Linked DNA regions of Homo sapiens: region 2 is linked to region 1. A link is a loop called in an ENCODE intact Hi-C map of the cell type or tissue named here. Cell type or tissue: HepG2. All regions are shown on one strand. Links, peaks and the distances in the headings refer to the core of each region. The heading gives the core; the rest is flanking DNA.

Region 1 (16,236 bases), core at 4,585-12,584:
TTTATTAATCAGCTGAGTTAGCATTACAGTGGCTTAGGAATCATTTGCCATTGTTTGAGGTTGCAGTGAGGACAACATGAAACACCTGATGAAAAACCTTCACAAAACCTGTCTCTTTCCAACAGCTTAGCTATGTGAGAATAGCTTTTATAACATGACAACCCTAAAAATAAAACCATTTTAAAGTTAAAGCTGTCCTTCCAGTTGCTGTTTCAAACTTTATCCCAAGAACTGAGGTGTCGTTCAGTAAAAGGCAACTACAGACTTCTCAGCAGTAAGGCTAAGCACTTGTTTTACATTTTCTGGTGATGAATTTATTTCTTGTCTTTGAGTTTACAGTGACAGCTATAAAAGTGATTGTCAATAGTATTAGTATAATTTAATTTCTAATAGAATGTGTTTTCCATGTATGTTTTAGTCAGAGCTATGATTTTCTTAATAATACCAGAACTTGTTTTGTGCTCTATGATGATGATATTAGTGATCTGTATTCTCAGCAGTATTTTACAGTACTTCAGACTATTAATACATTAATCTGTGTTTTTGGCTGGGTGCTGTGGCTCATGCCTGCAATTCCAGCACTTTCAGAGGCTGAGACGGGTGGATCACTCAAGCTCAGAAGTTCGAGACAAGCCTGAGCAACATTGTGAAACCCCCTCTTTACTAAAAATACAAAAATTAGTTGGGTGTGGTGGTGGGCACCTGTAATCCCATCTACTTGGGAGGCTGAGACAGGAGAATCGTTTGAACCCAGGAGGCGGAGGTTGCAGTGAGCTGAGATCGCACCATTGCACTGCAGCCTGGGCAAAAAGACGGAAACTCCATCTCAAAGGAAAAAAAAAAAGAGTAAATAGTAAGATCGGGCATGGTGGCTCATGTCTGTAATCCTAGCACTTTGGGAGGCTGAGGCGGGTAGATCACCTGAGGTCAGGAGTTCGAGACCACCCTGACCAACATGGAGAAACCCCATCTCTACTAAAAGTAGAAAATTAGCCAGGCTACGTGGTGCATGCCTGTAATCCCAGCTGCTGGGGAGGATGAGGTAGGAGAATCACTTGAACCCAGGAGGTGGAGGTTGCAGTGAGCCATGATCACAACATTGCACTCCAGCCTGGGCAACAAGAGCGAAACTACATCTCAAAATAAAATAAAATAAATAAAATGAAGAGTGCATAGTGTTCCTTTATGTGTGTGTGTGTGTGTGTGTGTGTGTGTGTGTATCATATTTTCTTTATCCATTCATCCTATGCTGGCCTCCTAGGTTACTTTCATATCTTAGCTATTATGGATAATGCTGCAGTGAATATGGTAGTGCAGTTATCTCTTCAGTATGCTGATTTCAATTCCTTTCGCTATACACACACAGGTGGGATTGCTGGAACATATAGTAATTCTATTTTTAATTTCTGATGAATCTCCATGTTATTTTCCTTAATGGCTCTATTCATTTACGTTGGGAAATATAATTACTTTTTTTTTTTTTTTGAGATGGAGTCTTGCTCTGTTGCCCAGGCTGGAGTGCAGTGGTGTGATGTAGGTTCACTGCAAGCTCCACCTCCTGGGTTCACACCATTCTCCTGCCTCAGCATCCTGAGTAGCTGGGACTACAGGTGCCTGCCACCTGCCTGGTTACTGTTTTTTGTATTTTTAGTAGAATGATGTTGGGAATGGACTGGTTTATTCAATAAATTGTGTTAGGTACATTGACTAATAGTGTGTAGGATTGAAGTTATATTTACTGAATTCTTTAAGGTATAGTCAAAACAGACTGAATAATTAAATGTAAAAATGATCTGGAGAAAACCTTCTTGTTTGGTTTTTTGAGATGGAGTCTCACTCTGTCATCCAGGCTGGAGTGTAGTGGGGCGATTTTGACTGACTGCAACCTCAGTTTCCCAGGTTCAAGTGATACTCCTGCCTCAGCCTCCCAAGTAGCTGGGATTACAGGCATGTGCCACCACACTCAAATAATTGTATATGTTTTAAAATAGGAATAGATTTTCTAAGCTAAACTGAAGATAAATGCTAAGGAAACAGTGAGATTTGACTTGATAATTATGTGTGTGAATGAATCAGCCAATTAATAAAATGAAAACAGGGCAGGGGCAGTGGTGCATGCCTGTAATCTGAGCACTTTGGGAGGCTGAGGTGGGTGGATCACTTGACGTCAGGAGTTCAACACCAACCTGACAAACATGGTGAAACCCCATCTCTACTAAACACAAAAAAGTAGCTTGTTGTGGTGGCACATACCTCTAATCCCAACTACTTGGGAGGCTGAGGCAGGAGAATCACTTGAACCTGGGAGGCGGAGGTTGCAATGAGCTGCGATCACGCCATTGCACTCCAGCTTGGGCAACAAGAGCAAAACTCTCTCTCAAAAAAAAAAAAAAAAAAAAAATCTCTGCCCCACCAAGTTTTTCACATAGAATGATTAAGGTTTCCAGAGCCCATGCTACCTCTGGGGGCTCCTACCCCTCCCACACCACACATATATCTTGACAGGGCTAGTTACAGAGAAGAAAAGGCCTAGTAAATTAATATCACAATCATTTCCACATACCCACCAAAAGACTCAAATTAAAATTTTGACAAAATTAAGTATCAAGAAGAATGCGAAGATTTGGGAAGTATCAGACATTGTAAGACTGTCAGTTGGTGTGTTAACATTGGGATGAAACCAATAATAGCTAGTAAAATGGAAGATATGTTTCCCCTGTAACCTATGGTTTCACCTCTTGTTTTATACTGTTCACTATACACACTATACACACTAATGGTAAACAAATAGAAATACACAAATGTTCACAACAGCATCATTTGTAACTGGCAAAAATGAACACAACCCACATGTCTACCAACAATGAAGGGTTACACACTGGTGTACTGTATTTTTATTTTTATTTTTATTTTTATTTTTATTTTTAAGATGGGGTCTTGCTCAGGACCCCAGGTTGGAGTAAAGGGAGCGATCTCGGCTCACTGCATTCTCTGCCTCTCAGGTTCAAGTAATTCTCCTGTCTCAGCCTCCTGAGTAGCTGGTCTTACTGATGGGTGCCGCCACTCCCAGCAAATTTTTGTATTATTGGTAGAGACAGGGTTCCACCTTGTTGGTAAGGCTGGTCTCAAGCTCCTGACCTGAGGTAATCCACCTGTCTCAGCCTCCCAAAGTGCTGGGATTACAGGTGGGAGCCACCACGCCCAGCCTTTTTTTTTTTTTTTTTTTTTTTTGATACTGAGTCTCACTCTGTTGTCCAGGTTGGAGTACAGGGTGTAATCTTGGCTCACTGCAACCTCCACCACCTCCCAAGTTCAACTGATTCTCCTGCCTCAGCCTCCCGAGTAATTGGGATTACAGGCACCCACCACCACGCCCGGCCTTTTTTTTTTTTTTTTTTTTTAACAGAGTCTAGTTCTGTCACCCAGGCTGGAGTGCAGTGGTGCAAACTCGGCTCACTGCAACCTCCACCTCCCAGATTCAAGTGATTCTTCAGCCTCAGCCTCCTGAGTAGCTGGGACTACAGGCACATGCCACCACGCCCAGCTAATTTTTTTGTATTTTTAGTAGAGATTTGGTTTCACCATGTTCGCCAGCATGGTCTCGATCTCCTGACCTCATGATCTGCCTGCCTCGGCCTCTCAAAGTGCTGAGATGACAGGCATTAGCCACTGCATGGCCTAATTTTTGTAGTTTTAGTAGAGATGGGGTTTCACCATGTTGGCTAGGGTGGTCTGGAACTCCTGAACTCAAGTGATCTGCCTGCCTCGGCCTCCCAAAGTGCTGGGATTATAGACATGAGCCATCGTGCCTGGCTGGTGTACTGTTTTAATAGAATGCAGAAACAATGCTAAGTGTAAATATTAAATACTTAATATTGGGTAAAAGGAGCCAGAGGCAGCAGGATACAGACTTTTACTCCAATTATGTAAGAGAAAAACCAGGCAAAACCAGACTTGACTTTAGGCTTCTAAAAAATGCATAATAAGGCCAGGCACTGAGGTCAGGAGTTCGAGACCAGCCTGACCAACATGTAAAACCCCGTCTCTACTAAAAATACAAAAATTAGCCAGGCGTGGTGGCATATAGCCCATGCCTGTAATCCCAGCTATTCGGGAGGTTTAGGCATGAGAATCACTTGAATCCGGGAGTTGGAGGTTGCAATGAGTCAAGATCATGCCACTACACTCCAGCCTGGGTGACAGAGCAAGGCTCCATCTCTAAAAAAAAAAAAAAAAAAGAAAAGAAAAGAAAAGAAAAGAAAGAAAAAAATAAATAATAAAATTATAAAGAGAACCAAGGAGAGAAACGCAGACATCCACAGGTAATGTGGGTATCTGTTATATCTGTTACTAACAAGGGAAGGAAGACTTTAGGATCAGTTAGGGGCAAACAGAGGACTTCTTGGTGGTGATAGTGCTCTAGTTCTTCACCTGGATAGGTATCACACAGATGTTTATTTAATAACTGATGTATCCCTATCTTTGTTTGCATATTTCACAATAAGAATGAAATAGAGGAAAGGAAGGTGAATGGAAAGAGATTTCTCCATTCATCCAAATTTTAAAGTCATGTTTTTCCTCAGGTTCTTCTCCAAGTTCTATCTGAAATGGTGAAAGCAACCAAGTGCGGTGGCTCACGCCTATAATCTCAGCACTTTTGGGAGGTAACACAGTGAGACTCTGCCTAAAAAAAATAAAAATAGAGAACAACAGAGTAGTTATCAGGTAGAGAGGAAGGGAGGAAATAAGGACATGTGGGTCAGAGATACACAGTAGCAGATATGTCAGATGAACAATCCTATACATCTATATACAACATGAGGACTATAGGTAATAAAATTGTACTGTATATGGGATTCATGCTAAATAAGATTTTACCTTCCCTTGCCACAAGAAAAAATGTGTGTATCTGTGATAGATATGGTAATTTGCTTCACTATAGTAATGAATTTTTACTATGTATATGTATTCTATAACACCATATGTGTAGCTTAAATATATACAATAAAATTTATTTTAAAGAGAAAAAAATGCCCAGGTGTGGTAGTTCACACTGGTAATCCCAAAACTTTGGGAGGCTGAGGCGGGCGGATCACGAGGTCAGGAGTTTGGCCAACACGGTGAAACCCCGTCTCCACTAAAAACACACACAAAAAATTAGCCGAGTGTGGTGGCACACACTGTAATCTTAGCTACTCAGGCAGTTGAATTGCTTGAACATAGGAGGCAGATGTTGCAGTGAGATGAGATCTCACCATTGCACTCCAGCCTGGGTGACAGGCCGAGACTCCACCTCAAAAAAAAAATGTGTATATATATATATATATATATATATATATATATAGAGAGAGAGAGAGAGAGAGAGAGAGAGAGAGAGAGAGAGAGACAGAGACAGAGACAGATAGAGAGAAAATTTATGAAAGTATGCCCAACAAAATTAAAATGTTGACTGTAAAGTGAGCTACTGAGTGACTGGGGTGCATGAGAGAAAAGGTTACTTAACATTTTTATACCTATTGAATTGTATCCTATGTATGCATTATAAATTTAAATGTGCAATAATGCAGATAACTGAAATGTGGGTATGCTTTGATTAGGACTTTGCATTTCCCATTTGCTCAAATTCCTTATGATTCTAGATGCATATGAATAGAAATACAAAATGTAAGGAGACACGGGACTTCTGATAGCCCTTTCTTCTTTCCACATTTTGTGTCTCTGGCTGTAGTCTGCCATATGACTCCATATGGCTAATGAGCAAAATATTTTTCAGATGGATACATGTGACCAAGCATTGCAAGTTAAAGATATTTCTGAATCTTGGACCTCTTATTTACAGTGAAGCCCCCTCATGCATAGTAAAGCAGTGAGGAATGTAAAAGGTTGCTGCATCGATAATCAATTTCTGGTGAGCAATAATTATAGGTAATGTAAAATGGGACAATTATTGCTTTCCATCATATCTTGAAAGAACTCTTACAGTCCATGATTTTGAAAAAAAATCTAAGTTCACTCTTTTCTTTTCTATTAAAAAAAGACATTATCCAGTAGAAGTTTAAGAGTAAAATCTGAAGGCAGCTTATCTGACCTGGCCACATGGTCTTGCCACTTGTTAAATATAACTTTCTACACACTAACTTCTCCAGACCTCAGATCTTCAACTCTCTAAAATGGAAACCTAGTAGTATTTGTCTCTAGACCTGCAGCTGAACTGAGCATTTTAGGGAGGGAACAAACATACACACGATATATATATAGTCAGATTATGAACCCAGTGTAGCCCAGAATGCAAAAATTTCTCAGTAACAGAGATCCCCAAGAGAAAAATATGATTTAGCTTATCTCAGTGGCCTTTCATGTGGCAAATGAAAAGTTAAAGTCCATAATGAGAAATATATGGGAAGCCAGTGACACCATCCATTCAATGTAGACTCTCAACATCTGTGACAATCATTCCCTGTTGTACCCCAACCTGCTTATATATTGGGGTGATATCATCTTTTGATCATAACATACATAAACCTCAAGCTTCAGTAAGAAATATTTATGAACAACCAGATATTCTGTGCTTCCAGTCAAAACTCAGGTAGATCACATTTTATGTGACAGGAGAAGGCACAGTTGATGCCCAGTTAACCCTGAGATCATCTCTGCCTGCAGCTTCCTATCATCATAGCAAGCTCTTTCCCTGCAGTCCACCATTTGTATCTGCCCTTTGCTATATAGATAGCAAAAATAAGCATCTGAAAAGATGCTTAACACCATATGTCACTAGGGAATTCAAATTAAAACAATGATGAGATACCACTACACATCTATTAGACTGGCTCAAATCCAAACACTGAGACCACCAAATGCTGCTGAGGATATGGAACAACAGGAACTCTCATTGATCGCTTCTGGGAATGCAAAATGGTAAAGCCACTGTGGAAGGCAGTTTTGCAAATTCCTGCAGAACTAAACATATGCTTACCATATGATCTGGCAATTGCATTCTTTGGTATATACTCAACTGACTTGAAAACTTATATCCACTCAAATTCTGCACATGAATGTTTATAGCAGCTTATACATAACCAACAAAGATTGGAAGTAACCAAGATATCCTACAATAGGGAAACAGATAAACTAACTGTGAAACATTCATACAATGGAATATTCTTCAGGAATAAAAAGAAATGAACTACCAAGGCATGACAAGACATGGAGGAATCTTAAACACATATTTCTAAGTGAGAGAAGCCAATGCAAAAAGGCCACATAGTGTAGAGTTCCAATTATATGGAATACTAGAAAAGGCAAAACTAGGCAGATGGCATTATAAAAAGTTCAGTGGTTGCCAGAGGCTTGAGCAGAGGGAAGGATGACTAGGTCGAACACAGAAGATTTTTAGGGCAGTGAAACTTTTCTGTGTGACCCTATAATGGTGGATATATTGCTTAAGCATTTGTCAAAGCCCATAAATGGTAGAACACAAAGAGTGAATCTTAATATAAGCCATGAACTTAATAATATCAATGTTGGCTCATCAAGCTTAACAAATGTACCACACTAACAACATGATAATAGAGAAAGTGTATGTACTGTGGTGTGAGGCAGATATTAGAGATCAATATCCTTTCTGGTCTATTTTTCTGTACACCTACAACTGTTCTAAAAATTAAGTCAATTATTTATTTGTTAATTATTATTTTTTAATTTATTTTTTGAGATGGAGTCTCACTCTGTTGCCCAGGTTGGAGTGCAACAGCACGATCTTGGCTTACTGCAACCTCTGCCTCCCAGGTTCAAGTGATTCTGCTGCCTCAGCCTCCTGAGTAGCTGGAATTACAGGCACGTCCCACCATACCCGGTTAATTTTTTGTATTTTTAGTAGAGATGGGGTTTCACCGTGTTAGCCAGGATGGTCTTAATCTGCTGACCTCATGATCCACCCAACTTGCCCTCCCAAAGTGCTTAGATTACTGGCATGAGCCATCGCACCAGGTCTTATTTATCTTTTTAGACAGGTTTTAGCTCTGTCACTCAGGCTGGAGTGCAGTGGTACAATCATGGCTCAATGCAGCCCCAACCTCCAGGGCTCAAGTAACCCTCCCACCTCAGCTTCCTGAGTAGCTGGGACCACAAGCGTGTGTCACCATACCTGGCACATTTCTTAGACCTCTGAAAAGATGCTCAACACCATATGTCACTAGGAATATTCAGTATTCAAATAGAGGCTTCAATGGGCTCTGAAATATCCCCTCCTGAACTCTATAAAAAGCGTGTTTCCAACTGGCTGAATGAAAACAAAGGTTTACATCTGTGAGATGAATTCACACATCAGAAAGCGTTTTCACCAAGAACTTTTCTAGTTTTATAGCAAGATGTTCATTTTTTCAATATTGGTCTCAGTGGTCTCCAAAATGTCCCTTTGTACAGTCTACAAAAATTTTTGCCAACGTACTGAATCAAAACAAATGTTTAACACTGTGAGATGAATTTTCACATCACCAAACATTTTTACAGATAGTTTCTATCTAGTTTTTAATCACAAAACTTTGAATTGTTCCCTATAAGCCTCAAAGGGCTCTAAATTGTCCCCTCTTAGCTTCTACTAAAAGAGAGTTTTGAACCTACTGTGTAGAAACAAAAGTTTAACTCTGTGAAATAAATCCCCACATTGCAAAGCAATTTCACAGATAGCTTTCTTCTAGTTTTTATCATGAATTATTCAGCTTTTCACTATAGGCCTCAGTGGGATCCAAAATGTCCCTTCATACATTCTACAAAAAGAGTGTTTCCAACTTAGCTGAATCAAAAGAAAGTTTAAGCTGTATGAGATGAAACCGTAAATTGCAAAGCATTTTCACATATAGCTTCTATAGTTTCTATCATATAATATTCAGTTTTTCACTATAGGCCTCCATGGGCGATGAAATGCCCCCTCATAAGTTCTATAAAAAGGGGTTTCCAACATGCTGAATGAAAACAAAGATTTAACTTTGTGAGATGAACCCACACATCACAAACCATTTTTATAGATAGATTTTCTCTAGTTTTTATTGCAGAATATTCGATTTCATGCTATAGGCCTCAATTTGCTCCCAAAGTTCCCCTTGTAGATTCTACAAAAAGAATATTTCCAACCTGCTGAATCAAAACAAATGTTCAATTCTGTGAGATGATATGCAAAGCTTTTTCACAGATAGCCTGTTTCTAGTTTTTATCCTGGGGTATTTGGTTTTTCACTGTAAGCATCAATGGGCTCTGAAATGTCCCTTTGTAGATTCTACAAAAAGAGTGTTTCCAACCTGTTGAATCAAAACAAAGTTTTAACTTTGTGAGATGAAACCACACATCTCAAAGCATTTTCACCCATAGCTTTTTTCTAATTTTTACCATGGATTATTGGTTTTTCACTAAATGCCTCAATGGACTATGAATTGTTGCCTTGTAGATTGAACAACCAAAGAGTTTCCAACCTGCTGAAGGAAAACACAGGTTTAACTTTGTAAGATGAATCTACCCATTGCAAAACATTTTTACAGATAGGTTGCTTTGAGTTTTTATCAAGAGATATTTGATTTTTCACTGTGTGCTTCAATGGGTTATGAAATCTCCCCTTGTAGATTCTACAAAAACAGTTTCCAAACTGATGAATCAAAAGAAAAGTTCAACTTTTGACATAAAATCACACATCACAAAGTATTTTCAGAAACAGCTTCTTTATAGTATTTATCACAGGATATTAGATTTTCCAATATTAGCCTCAACGAGCTCTGAAATGTCCCTTTGTAGATTGTACAAAATGAGTGTTTCCAACCTATGGAATAAAAAGGAAGGTTTAACTCTGTGAGATAAATCCAGGCATCACAAAGCATCTTCACAGATGGCTTGTTTCTAATTTTTATTGTGGGATATTTGGTTTTTCACAAAAGGCCTCAAGCACTCCAAAATATCCCTTTGTAGATTAATAACAAGAGTGTTTTATGGCTGCATAGTATTCCATGGTGTATATGTGCCACATTTTCTTAATCTAGTCTATCACTGTTGGATATTTGGGTTGGTTCCATGTCTTTTCTATTGTGAATAGTGCCGCAATAAACATACATGTGCATGTGTCTTTATAGCAGCATGATTTGTAGTCCTTTGGGTATATACCCAGTTCATGTCCTTTGTAGGGACATGGATGAAATTGGAAATCATCATTCTCAGTAAACTATCGCAAGACAAAAAAACAAACACCGCATATTCTCACTCATAGGTGGGAATTGAACAATGAGAACACCTGGACACAGGAAGGGGAACATCACACTCTGGGGANNNNNNNNNNNNNNNNNNNNNNNNNNNNNNNNNNNNNNNNNNNNNNNNNNNNNNNNNNNNNNNNNNNNNNNNNNNNNNNNNNNNNNNNNNNNNTGCTGAATCAAAGCAAATGTGTACTCTTTTAGAGGAATCCACACATCACAAAGCATATTTCAGATCACTTGTTTCTAGTTTTAAAGCATGATATTCGGTTTTTCACTATATGCCTCATCGGGCTCAGAAATGTCTCATAGTAGATTTTCAAAAACAAGTGTTTCCTACCTGCTGAATCAAAACTACAGCTTAAATCTGTGAGATGACTCCAAACCTCACAAAGCATTTTCACAGACAGTTTTTTCCTAATTTTTATCACAGGATATTTGGTTTTTCAGTATAGGCCTCAATGAACTCTGAAATGTCCATTCATAGGTTCTATAAAAGTGTGCCCAATTCCCTGTATAAAAGCAAAGGTTTAACTCTGTGAAATGAATCTACACATTGGAAAGCACACAAATAGCTTGTTTCTAGCTTTTATGATGAGACATTTGATTCTTTACTATTGGCCTCAATGGTCTCAGAAATGTCTCTTTGCAGATTCTACAAAAAAAGTTTTTCATTTTTCTGAACAAAAATAAAGGTTTAACTCTTTGATATGAAATCACACATCACAAAGAATTTTCACAAATAGCTTGTTTCTAGGGTTCATCACTGGATATTGGGTTTTTCACTATAGGCTTCAATGGAGGCTTAATTGTAACTTCTTAATTCTACAAAAAGAGTGTCCCCCAACCTGCTGTATGTAAATAAAGGTTTATCTCTGTGAGATAAATCTTCACATTGCAAAGCATTTTCCCTGATAGCTTGTTTCTAGTTTTTATCTCGGGATATTGATTTTTCACTATAGGCTTCAATGGGCTTTGAAAGATTCCTCTGTAGATTTCACAAAAAGAGTGTTTTAACCTGCTGAATCAAAACAACGTTTAACTTTTTGAGATAAATCCACACATCACAAAGTATTTTCACAGGTAGTTTTTTTTTTTTTTTTTTTTTTTTTTTTAGATAGAGTCTCACTCAGTCACCCAGGCTGGAGTGCAGTGGCCTGATCTCGGCTTCCTGGGTTCACGCCATTCTCCTGCCTCAGCCTCCCAAGTAGCTGGGACTACAGGTGCCCGCCACCAGGCCTGGCCAATTTTTTGTGTTTTCAGTAGAGACGGGGTTTCACCATGTTAGCCAGGATGGTCTCGATCTCCTGACCTTGTGATCTGCCTGCCTCAGCCTCCCAAAGTCCTGGGATTACAGGCGTGAGCCACCACACCTGGCCAATAGCTTTTTTTACTTTTATTGTGCGATATTGGTTTTTCACTACAGGCTTATATTGGCTTCAAATTATACCCTCATAGATTCTACAAACAGTGAGTTTTCAAGCATCTGAAGCAAAATAAAGGTTTAACTTTGTAAGATGAATCTGCACATTATTGCTGGATATTCGGTTTTTCACTGTAGGCATCAATTTGCTCTGAAATGTCCTATTGAAGATTTTACCAAAAGAGTGTTTCCATCCTGCTGAGTCAAAAGAATGGTTTAATTCTGTGAGATGAAATCACCAATCATAAATCATTTTCAGAGACAGCTTCATATAGTTTTTATCTCAGAATATTCGGTTTTTCACTATAAGCCTCAATGGGCTTTGAAATACATCCTCATAAATTGTACAAAAAAAAAAGCAGTTTCCAAACTGTTGAATCAAAACAAATATTTAATGTTGTGAGATAAATTCAAATATCGCAAAGCATTTTCACAGATTTTTTTTCTAGTTTTTATCGTGGAATATTCGGTTTTTCACTATAGTCTTCACTGGGCTCAGAAATGCCCTTTGTAGGTTCTACAAAAAGAATGTTTCTAACCTGCTGAACCAAAACAAAACTTTAACTCTTTGAGGTGAATCCACACATTGCAAGCATTTTCACAGATAGCTTGTTTCTACTTTTGATCGCAGAATATTGTATATTTTACAATAGGCCTCAAAGTGCTCAGAAATGTCCCCTCTTAGATTCTACTAAAAGAGTGTTTCCAAAATGCTGTATAAAAATAAAGGCTTAACACTGTGAGATGAATCGACACATCACAAAACATTTTCACAAATAACTTGTTTTTACTTTACGTCACGAGATATTCAGTTTTTCAATATATTCCTCCATGGGCTCTGAAATGTCCCTTCATAGATTCTATGAAAAGACTGTATCCAACTGACTGAATCAAGACAAAGGTATAACTCTGTGGGAGAAATCCACACATCACAAGGCATTTTCACTGATGGCTTTTTTCTAGTTTTTATCATGGGATAATTGGTTTTTGACTATAGGCCTCAATGGGCTTCAAAGTGTCCCTTTGTAGATTCTACAAAAAGAGTGCTTCAATCCTGCTCAATCAAAGCAAAGGTTTAATTCTCTGAAATGAATCTACACATCACAAATCATTTTCCAATATAGCTTGTTTCTATTTTTTATTGTGGGATATTTGATGTTTTACTTTAGGCCTCAATGGGCTCTGAAATGTGTCTTCTTAGATTCTACATAGAGTGTTTCTCACCTGCTAAATCAAAACAATGGTTTAACTTTGTGAGATAAGTCCACACATTGCAAAGCATTTTTACTAATAGCTTATATCTGATTTTTATCATGGGATATTCAGTTTTTTCAGTGTAGGCCTCAATGGTCTCTGAAATGTCCCCTCGTAGATTCTACAAATAGAGTGTTGCAACCTGATAAATCAAACCTTTAATTCTGTGAGATAAATCTATAAATCTACACATCTCAAAGCATTTTCACAGATAGCTTGTTTCTGGTTTTTATCACGGGATATTTGATTTTTCACTGGAGACCTCAATAGGCTCTGAAATGTCCCCTCATAGAGTCTACAAAAAGAGTGTTTTCAACCTGCTGAATAAAAACAAAGGTTTAACTCTGTGACATAAAATAACAGATCATAAAACATTTTCACAGTTGGCTTGTTTCTAGTTTTTATCACGTGATACTCAGTTTTTCATGACAGGGCACAATGGGCTCCAAAATGTCCCTTTGTACATTCTACAAAAAGAATGATTTTGGTCTGCTGAATAAAAACAAAGGTTTTATACTGTGAGAGGAATCCACACATAGGAAGGAATTTTCACAGATAGCTTGTGTCTAGTTTTCATTGCAGGATGTTCAGTTTTTTCATATACTTCTTGATGGACTCTGAAATGTCCCTTCATAGACTACAAAGAAAGCATTTACAACCTGCTGAATAAAAACAAAGGTTTAACCCTGTGAGTTGAATCCACACATCACAAAGCATTCTCATATATAGCTTGTTTCTAGTTTTTATCTTGAGATATAACATTTTTAACTTTAGGCCTTAATTTTCTCTGAAATTTGCCATTTTAGTTTCTACAAAAACAGTGTTTCAACCTGCTGAATTAAAACAAGGTTTAACTCTGTGATATGAATTGACACATCACAAAGTATTTTCACAGATAGATTTTTACTAGTTTTTGTCATGGGATTTTCAGTTTTTCACTAATGTCTTTCATGTACTCTGAAATGTCCCTATGTAGATTTTACAAAAAGAGTGTTTCCGACCTACTGAATCAAAATAAGTGTTTAAATCTGTGAGATATATCCATACATTGCAAAGCACTTTCACAGATTGCTAGTTTCTAGCTTTTATCATGAGATACTTGGTTTTTCACTATAGACCTCAATAGGCTCCCAAATGACTCTCACAGATTGTACAAAAAGAGGGTTTTCAAAGTGCTGAATCAAAATAAAGATTTAACTCAGTGAGGTGAATCCACACATAGCAAAATATTTTCACAGATAGCTTGGTTTTGTTTGTTTGTTTGTTTTGTTTTTATTGTGGGATATTTCATTTTTCACTATAGGCCTCAATGGGCACCAAAATGTCTTCTCCTAGATTCTACAAACTGACTGTTTCCAACTTGCTTAATCAAAACAAAGGTTTAACTCTGTGATGTGAATACACACATCCCAAAGGATTTTCACAGATAGCTTGTTTGTAGTTTATATCTCCTCGTATTTTGTTTTTCACTGTAGGTTTCAATGGGTTTTGAAATGTTTCTTCGTAGATTGTGCAAAAAGAGATTTTAAAGTCTGCCAAATTAAAACAGTTGTTTAACTCTTTGAGATGAATCTGCACACTGCAAAGCATTTTCACAGATAGCTTGTTTCTAGTTTTTATCATGGGATATTCGGTCTTTCACTGTAGTAGTCCTCAATGGACTCTGAAATGGCCCTTAGTAGATTCTACAAAAAGAGTGTTTCCAACCTGCTGAATCAAAACAAATGTTTGATTCTGTGGAAGGAATCCACACAATGCAAAGCATTTTCACAGATAGCTGGTTTGTAGTTTTTATTGCAGGATATTCAGTGTTTTAATGTACTTCTCCATGGGCTCCGAAATGTCCCTTCATATATTCTACAAAAATAGTGTTTTCAACATGCTGAAAAAATAACATATGTTGAACTCTGAGAGATGATTCCCCAAATCACAAGACCTTTTCACAGATAGCTTGTTTCTAGTTTTCACTGTGGGATATTTAACTTTTCACTATAGGTCTCAATGAGCTTTGTAATGTCCTTTTGTACAATCTGCAAAAAGAGGGTTTCCAGCCTGCTGAATCAAAACAAAGGTTTAACTCTGTGAGATAGATCCACACATTGCAAAACATTTTCACAGATATCTTCTTTCTACTTTTCATTGTAGGATACTCGCTTTTTCCAAATACTTCTCCAGGGGCTCCATATTGTCCCTTTGTAGATTCCACAAAAAGAGTGTTTCCAACCAGCTAAATCAAAACAAAGGTTTAACTCTGTGGAGTTAAATCTATGCATTGCAAAGCATTTTCACAGATAGCCTGTTTCTTATTTTTATCACAGGATATTCAGTTTTTCACCATAGGACTCAATGGGCACTAAAATGTCTTCTCATAGATTCTAAAAACAGACTGCTTTCAACCTGCTTAATCAAAAGAAAGGTTTAACTCCATGATATGAATCCACACATTGGAAAGCATTTTCACAGATAGCTTGTTTGTAGTTTTTTTCTCCACATGTTTTGTTTTTCACTATAGGCTTCAATGGGCTTTGAAATATTTCTTTGTAGATTCTGCAAAAAGAATGTTTCCAACCTGCATATTTAAAACACTGGTTTAACTCTGTGGCATGAATCCACAATGGCAAAGCATTTTCACAGATAGCTTTTTTCTTGTTTTTTTTTTTTTTTGGGTGGGGGGAGATATTTGATCTTTCACTGCAGGTCTCAATGGGCTCTGAAATGGCCCTTCATAAATTCTACATAAAGAGTGTTTCCATTCTGCTGAATCAAAACAAATATTTAACTCTGGAAGATGAATCCACACATCCCAAAGCATTTTTACAGATAGGTTGTTTCCATTTTTTATCATGAGATATTAGGGTTTTCACTATAGGTTTCAATGGGCTCTGAAATGTTTCTTCGTACATTCTAGAAAAGGAGTGTTTAAATTCTGATTGAACTGAATGTTCAGATTCTGCCGAATCAGAAGAAAGTTTTAACTCTGTGAGTTGGATCCACACATTGCAAATCTTTTTCACAGATAGCTTGCTTCTAGTTTCTTTCATGGGATATTTGGTCTTTCACTATAGGCCTCAATGGGCTCTGAAATGTTTTTATGTAGAATCTACAAAAACAGTGTTTCCAAACTGCTGAATTAAAACAAAGTTTTAAATATGTGACATTATTTCACATATCACAAAGCATTTTCGCAGATAACTTGTTTGTAGTTTTTATCATGGGATATTCTGTTTCTCACTATAGGCCTCAGGGGTTCAAAATGTCTTTCCTTAGATTTACAAAAAACGTGTTTCTAGCCTGCTGAATGATAACAAATATTTAACTCTGTGAGATGAATCC
Region 2 (12,868 bases), core at 333-8,332, 690 kb before region 1:
CGCAGGTGTGCGGCCGCTAGGCCTGGGGGATCCGAATGACTGGGGCTGGATAGGAATGCCTTCGTGTTTCCCAAGACCCCTGGGCCTGCTCCACAAAGTTTGAAGGGTGGGTACACACCAACCCAGGCAAGTTGCTCCCCCAAACCCATGACTGACTAATCTGATATGACAAAAGCCCATGATGGATTTGGTATATGTTAATTCACAATGCCCTTTCCTCCAGAATTTAACTATAAGTTAATACACACCGGAAACCACGCGCATACACGCTCCTTAATGGGCTTAGGTATTAGCGAGTCCTAACGATGCATACAAATGTGCTCTGCGCTCTGTAGAACCCTCAAGATTTATGTGCCTTGAGCTCTCTGAAGCTGTAAACAAGGAGAAAAAAAAAAAGAGAAAGCGAAAGCGACTGGGGGGAAGAGACAGAGGCCTGACTCGCCCCTCCAGGTTGTGGAGAGAAGGGATTCTTTATGTATTTTCCTTTCCTTGCAAGCTCGGTGCGTGTGGGTTTTGGCGTTGGTCTGGGGGTGGTGTTCTGCCTGAATGCTGGTGTGCGTGGGCAGTGTGTTGTTTGAGTGCTGCGGTAGGATGCCTGCCTCTTCGGATTGCTGTGCAGGGGCCTGAACACAGCAGGCATTTGTGAGCATATATGCATGAGTGTGCACTGTGTTAGGGTGTGTGTGTGTGTATGTGCGTGTGAGAAAGAGAGAGAGACAGAGAGGGAGAGGCAGGCTTCCCCCTGGGCCAGGCTGCTGTCCCCTGAACAGTGGTGAACAAATCTCTAACAACAATCATAATAACAATAAATAATGAATAATAATAATAAAACAGTAGTTAACAGTCCCTCCATAACAGAATAACAATAAAATGCAAGAGGAAATATTTTGAGGTGGAGACAGAAGGAGTCAGGATCACAGCATCTGAGGGGGAGATAGGAAAGGAAGGGAGGAAGAAATCTTAATATGCTCTTGGTGGGGCTGGGGTTGGGAACCCCTTTCCCAGACAAGGGACGGAAGAGGGGAAGGAGAGCCAGAGACCACTCTTTATTGCTTTTTTTCTCAGGCTTCTGCTTTGTGTGATCAGAGAAGGGATCCCACATATGGGAATGGTTAGTGGCTTTTGGGACTCTCCAGGAGCCTCTGTTTTAAGAATGAGGCCAAATGTGCAGGCTCAGGCCAAGCGGCAGAGATGAATGAGGTGATGACCACAGCCTTGATCCGGCAGGAGCTCAGAGATGCCCGGGAAGACGGGGGGCCCGAACGGAAGCAGAAAAACACTTATGGCCGCTGGGAAGTTGGGAGAGCGAGGCTGGGGCTCTGGCAGGCCCAGGGAAAGTTCCCTGTCTAGGCTCTTTATTAAAAAATTTAAAAGGAGGAGTTGAGGCACCTTGAATATTCCTTCGCGAGTTTGGAGACTAGCCGATTTTTCATGAAGCAAGCAAAGACCGCGGTCCCGGATCCTGCAACTTCTACCTCATTTTCTCCAGGTACAGTTTTCTGGTCGTTTAATTAGTTTGTTTTCTTGGCGGTGATGGGAATCACAGGCGTAGAGATAATAAGTTTGCTAGAGAGGAAGCCACCCCACAGTTTCGGGTCTAACAAAATCCCTCCTTTAAAAACATTTGTACCCCCAATAAAAATAAAATTAAAGAGGAATATAGAAGCACAAATTAGCCAACTTTTTTAAAAGAGAAAAAAGAAAAGAAAATCATCGTAACAAATGAGCGTGAGAACTTCTAAAAAATTTGTCACGAACCCTTTCAGAGGTCTGGATTCTTTTCCAGTAGCCAGTGACACATTTGGTCTGAAAAGAGAAATACACTATCCACTGAGTCACTTATTTAAAGCCAGCACACACACACACACACACACACACACACACACACACACACACACACACAGACACGCATTCAGAAAGCTCTGGGTGCCCTCACATTTGAAAACAACACCTGGTGGAGGACGCTGCGATACCTAATTGGACAAACAGCAATAAAATAAGACCAGTGGAAGTGCTGAGCACAGGGCGCAGGGCTAGGGCCCAGGTTTTGTGTTCAGGCCTGCGGCGAGGCAGCGGCCCTGGGCGATGGGGCGCCGGGCGGTCAGGCACCGGCTGGCGACTCCGCTAGGCCTCCGAAGCCCGGCCTGCAGACCCTTTCTCCCAACCTCTGTGCCTCGTGGGCTCTCTCCGCTCCGACGCCTGGTCGGGGCTTCCCTGTTGAGAGGGTTTTAGGCAGAAGGGCCAAACGACTCAAGCCAGACTCTGCTTTTTCATTTTTCTCCCTTAGGCCTCTCCACTTGCCCGAGCTCTCAGCCACCAGGAGACAGACGGAAGGGGCTTCTGGATTGCGTTGGGAGCGGGCACTGTCCCCTACCCACTCCTGCTCAGTTTCCCAAAGTCCAGCGACTTCCGACCCTCCTTGGGGGGAAAAATACCAGTACCCAGACACCTTTGCACCCTGTTATATGACTGGGCTTGCTTCAGGAATATCTTACAAAGAAGAAGAAGAAGAAAGAACGGCTTGGAGTCATGTTTACATCTAGTTCTACTGATCCGTTCACATCTGGAGAGTTTATTTATAACTCCCTCTATAACTCTCTGTTTGGAGACACTGTGGCTCTATTGACAGACTGATATCTAGGAAATATTGCTCTATGTCTAACCGTACCTAAATGTGCTGTGGTTGTATTTACAGATTTATGTTTGAGGGAAATATAACTATTTCCATTGTATTTGTGCATATACAGTAGTTATAGGAGCAGATTTATATATGGGAAAATATACGACTCTCTTACAGCCATCCAGCTTTATGTACATTTGATATCCTGACAGATTTATATCTCTGAACAGCTATATAGATAAAAACGTATATTGTTAGAATTATGTATCAGAAGATATATACTTATTGATTGTGAAATAGAGTAGTTAGAGCATTCATTTAGAGCCATATATGGCTATGGAGATATTGCTATATTATTATCACTATATATAGGCATATCTATTTATAACTACATAGTTATAAAAATACATATAAGTAATTACAGTCCTATATGTGCATGCTGCAATCTCTCTCTAGAGTTATAGACACTTTCAAATATAACTCTATAGAGAGATCTGTATGCATATAAGGTGTAATTATCTTGTGATGTGTTTACATTGGGACTTAGGCCCGTCTGTCTAGAACACACATATTTATATGTAGGGGCTGGGAGAGACTTGTTCATAGATATCTGCAGAGGGCCAACTGGAAACACTGTATCTGCCCTCTAGGAAACCAGCTAGGAGAGTTGTGTACTTACGGAGGGATGGAGTTACAAAAGGTAAATAGAGCTTAGTGAGCCTTAAGGAGGGGAGGTGAATGGAGGGTGGGTAGGTGGTGGGCTCCCCCAGGCGGAGACGGGGGAAGCAGCAGGGGCTCCCAGCCTCAGGCCTGCCCGGACGGTGTTGGTTGGAGTGAGTCTCCCCAAATGTCGTGCCGCCGTCCGTGATCTCGAGGACCGGTTGGCCTGCGTGCCCCTGGGCTGCTCTTTCACCCGAGGGTCGTTCTGGTTGACAGCAGAACCCCGCAGCCTCAGGGGTTGCCTGGTGGTGTGTGTTTCAATGCCTCTGCTGTATGACCCTTTGTTTGTGTGTGTGTGTGTCTCCCATTCTCCCTTCTCTCTCTGTCTCTCAGTCTCTGTGTGTTTCTTTCCCACTCTCTGTGGGTTTGTGTGTGTGTGCCCGTGTGCTTGTGTGTCTTTGGCTGAATATGCCCTGTGAACCACAGAGCTGTCTCTTGCATGGCGGCCTGTCTTTGTTGAACCTCTTTCTGTGTCTCTGCCTGGGTCATGAGGCCGGTTGTCAATCGTTTTCGCCCCCGCGGATCTGCTTTGGCTGCGTGAAAGCCTGGCCCACGTGAGAAGATGCGTCGGTCTTGGAGCAATTGCTGTCTCGTCCCCATCCTGAGCGTCCTCTTTTCTAGCATCAAGAGGAACACACTGCAGATGAGGACAAGAGCCCCACAGGAGCTCTTTGTCCCACAGGAGATCAGCGGACCCACGTCAGAGAAGATGTTTGAGTCTTTTCGCGGCTCTTCTCTGAGAAATGAAGCCACACCACGATACAGTCAGCAAGAGGAAGCCAGGAATGAGAGATGGCAACAATCCCTGTCCCTGGAACGCTGGCCTCCCTGCACAAGCCACCCTTTAGGAACCCCACCCCTTATGCCTGTGACGGTGGCAAGGTGCTGTATCCTGCCTGGGCTCCGGCCTCTGCTCTGTCCTCCCTCTTGCTCTGCCTCCCCTGTTTCTCAGGGACCTGGATGCCTCTCGCTCTGGCCAAATGCCTTCAACTAAGATGACTTCCCACTCCGTCAGGGAGACACTTCCTGGAGACCCGTGTCGTGATTGTTTGTCTCTCCAAATGTGTTTCTGCTTGATTGGGCAGGTCTCATGGCCCGGGAACACTTGGCTTCCATAGGTGTCTCAGGCAGGTGTCTTCTCCACGTTTCCCCTCATGGGTGGGTGGATTACCTAGAATGAGCGCTAGGCGACCGTGACTGGCCTTGTCTTCCACGACAGGTGGTGTCGCATTTCCTCTGCACTTCCTGTCTCATTCTTGAGGGACATCCTCTCCTCTGCTCCTGGGTGGACTGAACCCCTTGATCTTCTGGCCGAAACGAATGTAAGGGAAACAAAGGGACTGGTCTAGGGCTGGGGGCTGGGGCTGGGGCTCTGTGCAGCCGAAGTTGCGTCAGGGCTGCCAGGGCCTTGGAGGGTTGGGGTTGGGGCGAATTTTGCAGAAACCTCTTTGCTCCTCCGGTAGGCATTCGAAAACGTGGCTTGGGTCAGTCACAGGCCCCCCCCACACCCCTCGGGTCCCAGGTGTTTTCGATTTTCCTTGGCATTGATGGAAATGTCACCTGTTTTCCCCTTCCACCGGCACACGCCTGGACAACACCCTTTGTTTCGCCGTCGCCCCGTATGCCTCCGGTGACACACGTTAACACCAACTGCTGTGGGATAGGCCAGGGCCACGCGTAGTCACATGGTCTCTGCCTCGGGTTTGCTCCTGTTCCTCTTTGCAGGTGTCCTGTAAAGCCCTGTCGGCTTACCGGAGCCCCAGGGCTTTTAGAAGTGGGGCAGGCCACTGCTCTTTCAAAGGAGGAGGGCATTGAAAAACACACCTCCAGGCAATCCCTGAGGCTATGGGGTTCTGCTCTCGATGAGAACGACCCTCGGGCGAGAGAGCAGCCCAGGGGCATGCAGGCCGAACTGTCCTAGAGATCACGGACCGAGGCACGAATTCTGGGGAGACTCACCCCAACCAACACCATCCGGGCAGGCCTGAGGCTGGGTTCCTGTGCTGCTTCCCCCGTCTCCGCTGGGCTTTCCTCATGGTGGTCGGCCCTTTGCGACTCCTGGCATCTGGAGACATTCCCGTCGACCCCGTGAAGTTGTTAGGCCGGAGCCTCAGATCCCCGAAACCCAAGCACGCCAGGGAGGGCTCCTGCTTCGCCAAGCCTCGGAGACTGGTTTCTAAGACAACCGTGGGAACCACTGTGACGGGAGAAGCCGCTCGCGCCTCGCGCATGCGCATTGGGTGAGACGATTTGCGCTCCACTCCTGAGAGATAGGCTGCGTCCCCTTTAAATATCGCCACTGCCGCGCGGCGGCCGCGATGCTCCTGCTGCCGCCGCGGCGGCGGCTGGATCCTGGGTCCTGTTTGGGGTGGCGTGGGAGAGGGGGCCGCGGGTGTCTCGTCCTGTCCCAGGCCCAAACCCCCAGGAGTCCTGTCCTCAGGACCTCCTTGAGCCGACTTCCACTGAGGGAGGGGGAGCTTCAGGACGCCTGCTGTGTTCTCCGGACTCCCGTTGAGATCCGATTTTGGCCCCCTCCCAGTGAGATAGGATGGGCTCACCACATCTGGTGAGGCAGACAGGGCCTCGCTGTAGCACAGAATGATCCCGTAGGTCTCAAGGCCTGGTGTCAGCTGCAAATTCACTGATCCATCAGCCCTCTGCCTCCCTCCTCCTTTGAAAGAGCAGTGGCCTGCCCCGCTTCTAAAAGCCCTGGGGATCCGGAAAGCCGACCGCGCTTTACAGGTCAACTGCAAAGAGGAACAGAGGCGAATCCTAGGTGGAGACCATGTGACCACGCGTGGCACTGGCCTATCCCACAGCAGTTGGTGTTAATGTGTGTCACCGGAGGCATACAGGGCGATGGCGAAACAAAGGGTGCTGTCCAGGCATGTGCAGGTGGAAGGGGGAAACAGGTGACCTTTCCATCAATGCCAAGGAAAATCAAAGAACACCTGTGACCCCGTGGGTCGGGGTGCTGCCTGTGCCTGAGCCAAGCCACGTTTTCAAATGCCTACCGGAGGAGCAAAGAGGTTTCTGCAAAATTCGCAACAACCCCAATCCTCCACCAACCCGGTAGCCCTGACGCAACATCGGCTGCACCCAGCCCCAGCCCCAGTCCCAGCCCCCAGCCCTAGCCCAGTCCCTTTGGTTCCCTGACATTCGTTTTGGCCAGAAGATCAAGGGAGTCAGTCCACCCAGGAGCAGAGGAGAGGATGTCCCTCAAGAATGAGACAGGAAGTGCAGAGGAAATGCGACACCACCTGTCGTGGAAGACAAGGCCAGTCACGGTCGCCTAGAGCTCATTCTAGGCAATCCACCCACCCATGAGGGGAAATGTGGAGAAGAAGGAAGCTTCCCTGCCTGAGACACCTATGGAAGCCAAGAGCTCCCGGGTCATTAGACCTACCCAATCAAGCGGAAATACTTTTTGAAAGAGAAACAATCACGACACGGGTCTCCAGGAAGTGTCTCCCTGACGGAGTGGGAAGTCATCTTTGTTGAAGGCATTTGGCCAGAGCGAGAGGCATCCAGGCCCCTGAGAAACAGGGGAGGCAGAGCAAGAGGGAGGACAGAGCAGAGGCCGGAGCCCAGGCAGGATACAGCACCTTGCCACCGTCACAGGCATAAGGGGTGGGGTTCCTAAAGGGTGGCTTGTGCAGGGAGGCCAGCGTTCCAGGGACAGGGATTGTTGCCATCTCTCATTCCTGGCTTCCTCTTGCTGACTGTATCGTGGTGTGGCTTCATTTCTCAGAGAAGAGCCATGAAAAGACACAAGCATCTTCTCTGACGTGGGTCCGCTGCTCTCCTGTGGGACAAAGAGCTCCTGTTGGGGCTCTTGTCCTCGTCTGCAGTGGGTTCATCTTGATCCTAGAAAAGAGGCCACTCAGGATGGGGATGAGACTTCAATTGCTCCGGGACCGAAGCATCTCCTCACGTGGGCCAGGCTTTCACCCACCCAAAGCAGATCTGCGGGGGCGAAAATGATTGACAACCGGCCTCATGACCCAGGCAGAGACGCAGAAAGAGGCTCAACAAAGACAGGCCGCCATGCGAGAAACCGCTGTGTGGTGCACAGGGCACATTCAGCCAAAGACACACACGCACAAGGGCACACACACACAAACCCACAGAGAGTGGGAAAGAAACACACAGAGACTGAGAGACAGAGAGAGAAGAGAGAATGGGAGACACACACACAGACACACACAGGCTCACACACACACATACACACACAGACTCACACACAGAGTCATCCAGCAGAAGTATTGAAATACACACCCCCAGGTAACCCCTGAGACTGCGGGATTCTACTCTCGACGAGAACGACCCTCGGATGAGAGAGCAGCCCAGGGGCACGCAGGCCGACCTGTCTTAGAGATCACGGATGGCGGCACGACTTTTGGGGAGAGTCAACCCAACCAACACGGTCCGGGCAGGCCTGAGGCTGGGATGCTGTGCTGCTTTTCCCGGACTCCGCCTGGGGTTTCCTCATCCTGTTTGGCGCTTTGCGACTCCTGGCATCTGGAGACGTTCCCGTCGACCCCGTGGAGAGGTCAGGCCGGAGCCTCAGAACCCTGACACCCATGGACTGCCGCGGAGGGCTCCTGCTTTTCTAAGCCTCGGGGACTGGTTTCTAAGACAACCGTGGAACCACTGTGATGGGAAAAGCCACTCGCGCCTCGCCCAGGAGCATTGGCTGGGCGGACTCGCGCTCCGCTCCTGGCAGTCAGGCTGCGTCCCCTTTAAATAATGGCAGCGCTGCGGGGTGGCAGCGAGGCTCCTGCTGCAGCCGCGGAGTCGGCTGCATCCGGGGTCCAATTTGAGGCAGCGTGGGAGAGGGGCCCCGGGTATATTGTCCCAGGGCAAAAGCCCCAGGAGTCCTGTCCTCAGGACCTCCTTGAGCCGACTTCCACCGATGGAGCGGGAGCTTCAGGAGGCTTGCTGTGTTCTCAGGACTCCCCTTCAGATCCATTTTGGCCTGCTGAATGAGATAGGATGGGCTCACTACATCTGGTGAGGCCGTAGGGCCTCGCTGCAGCACAGAATAATCCCATAAGTCTCAAGGCCTAGTGTCAGCTGCACTTTCACTGATCCATCAGCCCTCTGCTTCCTTCCTCCTTTGAAAGAGCAGTGGCCTGCCCCGCTTCTAAAAGCCCTGGGGCTCCGGAAAGCCGACCGCGCTTTATGGGACTGGTAGAAAGAGGATCAGGGGTGAATCCGAGATGGAGACCATGTGACCACGCGTGGCACTGGTGTATCCCACAGCAGATGGTGTGAATGTGTGTCACCGGAGGCATACATTGTGATGGCGAAACCAACAATGGTGTCCAGGAATGTGCCCGGTCGAAGGGGGGAATGAGTGACCTTTCCATCAATGCCAAGGAAAATCAAAGAACACCTGGGAACGAGGAGGGTGCCTGTGCCTTAGTCCAAGCCACATTTTGAAATGCCTGCCAGAGGATTAAAGAGGTTTTGGCAAAATTCACCCCACCCCCAACCCTCCATGGCCCAGGTAGCCCTGACCCAACCTCCCCTGCAACCAGCCGCAGACCCAGCCCCAGCCCCAGCCCAGTCCCTTTGGTTCCTTTCCCCGACATTCGTTATGGTCAAAAGATCCAGAGACTCAGTCCACCCAGGAGCAGAGGAGAGGATGTCTCTCACGAATGAGACATGAAGTGCAGAGGAAATGCGACACCACCTGTCCTAGAAGACAAGGTCTGTCACGGTCGACTAGCGCTCATTCCAGGCAATCCACCCACCCATGAGGTGAAACACGGAGAGGAAGGAAGCTTCCCTGTCTGAGAGAAGTATGGAAGCCAAGAGCTCCAGGGTCGTCTATCCTGCCCCATCAAGCAGAAACAGGTTGAAAGAGATAAACGATCACGACAGGGATCTCCAGTAAGTGTCTACCTGACGGACTGGGTTGTGATCATTGTTGAAGACATTCAGCGAGAGCGAGAGGCATCTAGGCCCCTCAGAAACAGGGGAGACAGAGCAAGAGGCAGGACAAAGCAGAGGCCAAAGCCCAGGCAGGATACAGCACTGTGCCACTGCCACGGCCATGAGGGGAGGGGTACCAAAAAGGTGGCTTTTCCAGAAAGGCCAGCGTTCCAGTGACTATCTGTGAAAATGCTTTGTGATGCGTGGGTTATCCCTCAGAGTTAAACATTTGTTTTGACTTAGCAGTTTGGAAACACTCTTTTTTAAGAATCAATGAAGGGATATTTTGAAGCCCATGGATGAGTATATTGAGAAACTAAATATCCCACCATAGAAACTAGCAAGAAATTATTAGTGAAAATGCTCTGTGATGTGTGGATTCATCTCACAGAGTTAGACTTTTGTTTTTATTCTGCAGGTTTCAAACACTTTTTTGTGGAATCTACAAAGGAACATTTCAGAGCCCACAGAGGCCTATAGTGAAAACTGAATATCTTGTGATAAAAGCTAGAAACAAGCTATCTGTGAAAATGTTTGTGATGTGTGGATTTATCTCATAGAGTTATACCTATGTTTATATACAGCAGGTTGGAAACACTCTTTTAGTAGAATTTAAAATAAGAAATTTCTGAGTCCTTGAGGCCTATTATAAAGAAATGAATATCCCTGATAAAAACTGACAACAAATTATCTGTGAAAATGCTTTGAGATATGTGGATTCATCTCGCAAAGTTAAACCCTTGTTTTGGTTCAGAAGGTTGAAAATACTCTTTTTGTAATATCTATGAAGGGATATTTTGGAGCCCATAGAGGCCTATACTAAAAACCAAATATCCCAGGATAAAAACTAGAAACAAGGTATGTGAGAAAATGTTTTGCAATGTGTAGAATCATCTCACAGAGTTAAACCTTGTTTTGATTGGGCAGGTTGGAAACATTCTTTTTGTAGAATAAAAGAAGGGACATTTTGGAGCTCATTGAGGCCTATAGTGAAAAACCACATATGCCATGATAAAAACTAGAACAAGCTATCTGTAAAAATCTTTTGCAATGTGTGGTTTCATCTCACAGAGTTTAACCTTTATTTTGACTTAGCGCTTTGGAAACACTATTTTTCTAGAATCTGCAAGGGTACATTTCAAACCCAATGAGGCCTGTAGTAAAAAACTGAATATCCCACGATGAAAACTAGAAACTAGCTATCTGTGAAAATGCTTTGAGATGTGTGGATTCATCTAATGGAGTTGAATGTTAGTTTTGATTCAGCAGGTTGGAAACTTAGCAGTTTGGAAACATTCATTTTGTAGAATCAAAGAGGGGACTTTTCTTAGCCCCCTGAGGCCTATAGTGAAAAATCAAATATCCCGTGATAAAAACTAGAAACAAGTTATCTGTAAAAATGCTTTGCAATTTGTGGATTTGTCTCACAATGTTAAACCTTTGTTTTGATTTAGTAGGTTGGAAACTCTCTTTTTGTACAATTGATGAGGAGATATTTCAAAGCCCATTGATTGAGGCTTGTAGTGAAAAACCTAAAATCCTAATAAACACTATAAAGAAGCTGTCTCTGAAAATGCTTTGAGATGTGTGATTTCAACTTATAGAGTTAAATCTTTCTTTTTATTCAGCAGGTTGGAAACATTCTTATTGTAGAATATACGACAGGACATTTCAGAGCAAATTGAGGCCTGTAGTGAAAAACAGAATATATTGTGATAAAAGCTAGAAACAAGGTATCTGTAAAAATGCTTTGTGATGTGTAGTTTTATCATACAAAGTTAAACCCTTGTATTGCATCAGCAGGTTGGAAACTCTCTGCTTGTAGAATATATGAGAGGTCAATTTGGAGCCCATATTGGCAGGTAGTGAAAAACCAATATCCCATGATAAAAACTAGAAAAAAGCTATCTGTGAAAAAGCTTTCTGATGTCTGGATTCATCACACAGAGTTAAATCTTTGTTTTGATTCAGGAGGTTGAAAACACTGTTCCTGGAAAATCTATGGAAGGCGGGTTGGAAATACTTTTTTTTAGTAGAACCTATGAAGAGACACTTTGGAGCCCATTGAGGACTGTAGCAAAAATACAAATGTCCCATGATGAAAACTAGAAAAAGTTTTATGTGAAAATGCTTTGCAATGAGTGGATTCATATCACAAGGTTAAAGCTTTGTTTTGATTTAGCAGATTGGAAGCACTATTTATGGAGAATCTACAAAGGGACATTTTATAGCCCATTGAGGTCTCTTTTAAAAAATCGAATGTCCCACAATGAAAACTAGTTATAAGCTATCTGTGAAAATGCTTTGTGATGTACAGATGCTTCTCCCAGAGTTAAACCTTTGTTTTTATTCTGCAGGTTGCAGACAGTCTAATTCTGGAATGTGTTAAAAGACATTTCAAGGCCCATTGAGAACTACAATAAAAAACAAATATTCCTTGATAAAAACTAGAAAAATCTATCAGTGAAAATCCTTTGTGTTGTGTGGATTCAACTGAGAGTTAAAATTGTTTTGATTCAGCAGGTTGGAAAAACTCTTTTTTAGAATCTATGAAGTGACATTTCACAGCCCATAGAGGCCTATAGTTGTAAAACCAAATATTCTGCTATAAAAACAGGAAACAAGCTATCTGTCACAAAGTTAAACCTTTGTTTTATTACAGCAAGTCGAAAACAATCTTTTTGAAGAACATTCAGAGGAATATTTTGAAGCCAATTGAGGCCTGCAGTGGAAAACCAAATATCTTATCATAAAAACTTGAAAGAAGTTATCTCTGAAAATGCTTTGTGATGTGTTCATTCGTCTGACAGAGATAAACCTTTATTTTGATTCAGCAGGTTGGAAACACTCTTTTTGTAGAATCTGGGAAGGAACATTTCTGAGCCCATTGAGGCCTATAGAGAAAAATCTAATATCCTGTGATAAAATCTAGAAACAAAATATCTGTGAAAATGTTTTATGATGTGGGAATTCATCTATCAGAGATAAAACTTTTTTTGATTCAGCAGGTTGGAAAAACTCTTTGTAGAATCTATAAAGGGATATTTCAGAACCCATTGAGGCCTACTGTGGAAAATTGAATATTCTGCAATAAAATCTAGAAACAAGCTATCTGTGTAAATGCTTTGCCATGTGTGGGTTCATCTTACAGAGTTAAACCTTTGTTTTTATTCAGCAGGTTGAAAACATTCTTTTAATAGAATCTACAAAGGGACGTTTCAAAGTACATTGAAGGTTATACTGAAAAACCTAATACCAGTGATTAAAACTAGAAGCAAGCTATCTGTGAAAATGCTTTCTGATATATGGATTTGTTTCACAAACTTAAACCTTTGTTTTGATTCAGCAGGTTGGCAACACTCTTTTTGTACAACCTATGAAGGGACATTTTGGAGCTCACTGAGGCCTATAGTGAAAAAATGAATATTTCAAAATAAAAACTAGAAACAAGCAATATTTGAAAATGGTTGGTGGTGTGTGGATTCATCTCACAGAGGTAAACCTTTATATTGATTCAGCACACTGGAAACACTCTTTTTAAAGAATCTACAAAGGAACATTTTGGAACCCATTGACAAGTATATTGAA

The links. Peaks named below come from ENCODE experiments on the same cell type or tissue, not always from the same donor. Only the 100,000 strongest peaks of a DNase experiment are listed, where the experiment ranks them.
Region 2: a loop joins it to region 1, with 9 times the contacts of the local background. A loop is called at or near these places in 3 of 110 quality-filtered maps.

What each region holds. Positions count from the first base shown.
Region 1 is chr20:29,586,807-29,603,042 of GRCh38, reverse strand. No RefSeq gene overlaps it. Among named protein-coding and RNA genes, the nearest start is that of FAM242B, 46 kb to the right of the region's middle. In HepG2, for the core only: no CTCF peak of the experiment used is centred there; no DNase peak of the experiment used is centred there.
Region 2 is chr20:30,276,892-30,289,759 of GRCh38, reverse strand. It overlaps LINC01597 (long intergenic non-protein coding RNA 1597), which reads left to right and starts at 3,223. Exons shown (of 2, transcript NR_145432.2): 1 at 3,223-3,320; 2 at 7,625-10,854. LOC107985433 (putative uncharacterized protein LOC401522) reads left to right here. Exons shown (of 3, transcript NR_171672.1): 1 at 1-5; 2 at 1,375-1,489; 3 at 2,288-2,732. In HepG2, for the core only: a CTCF peak has its summit at 3,390 (motif pointing left); a DNase peak (open chromatin) is centred at 3,349.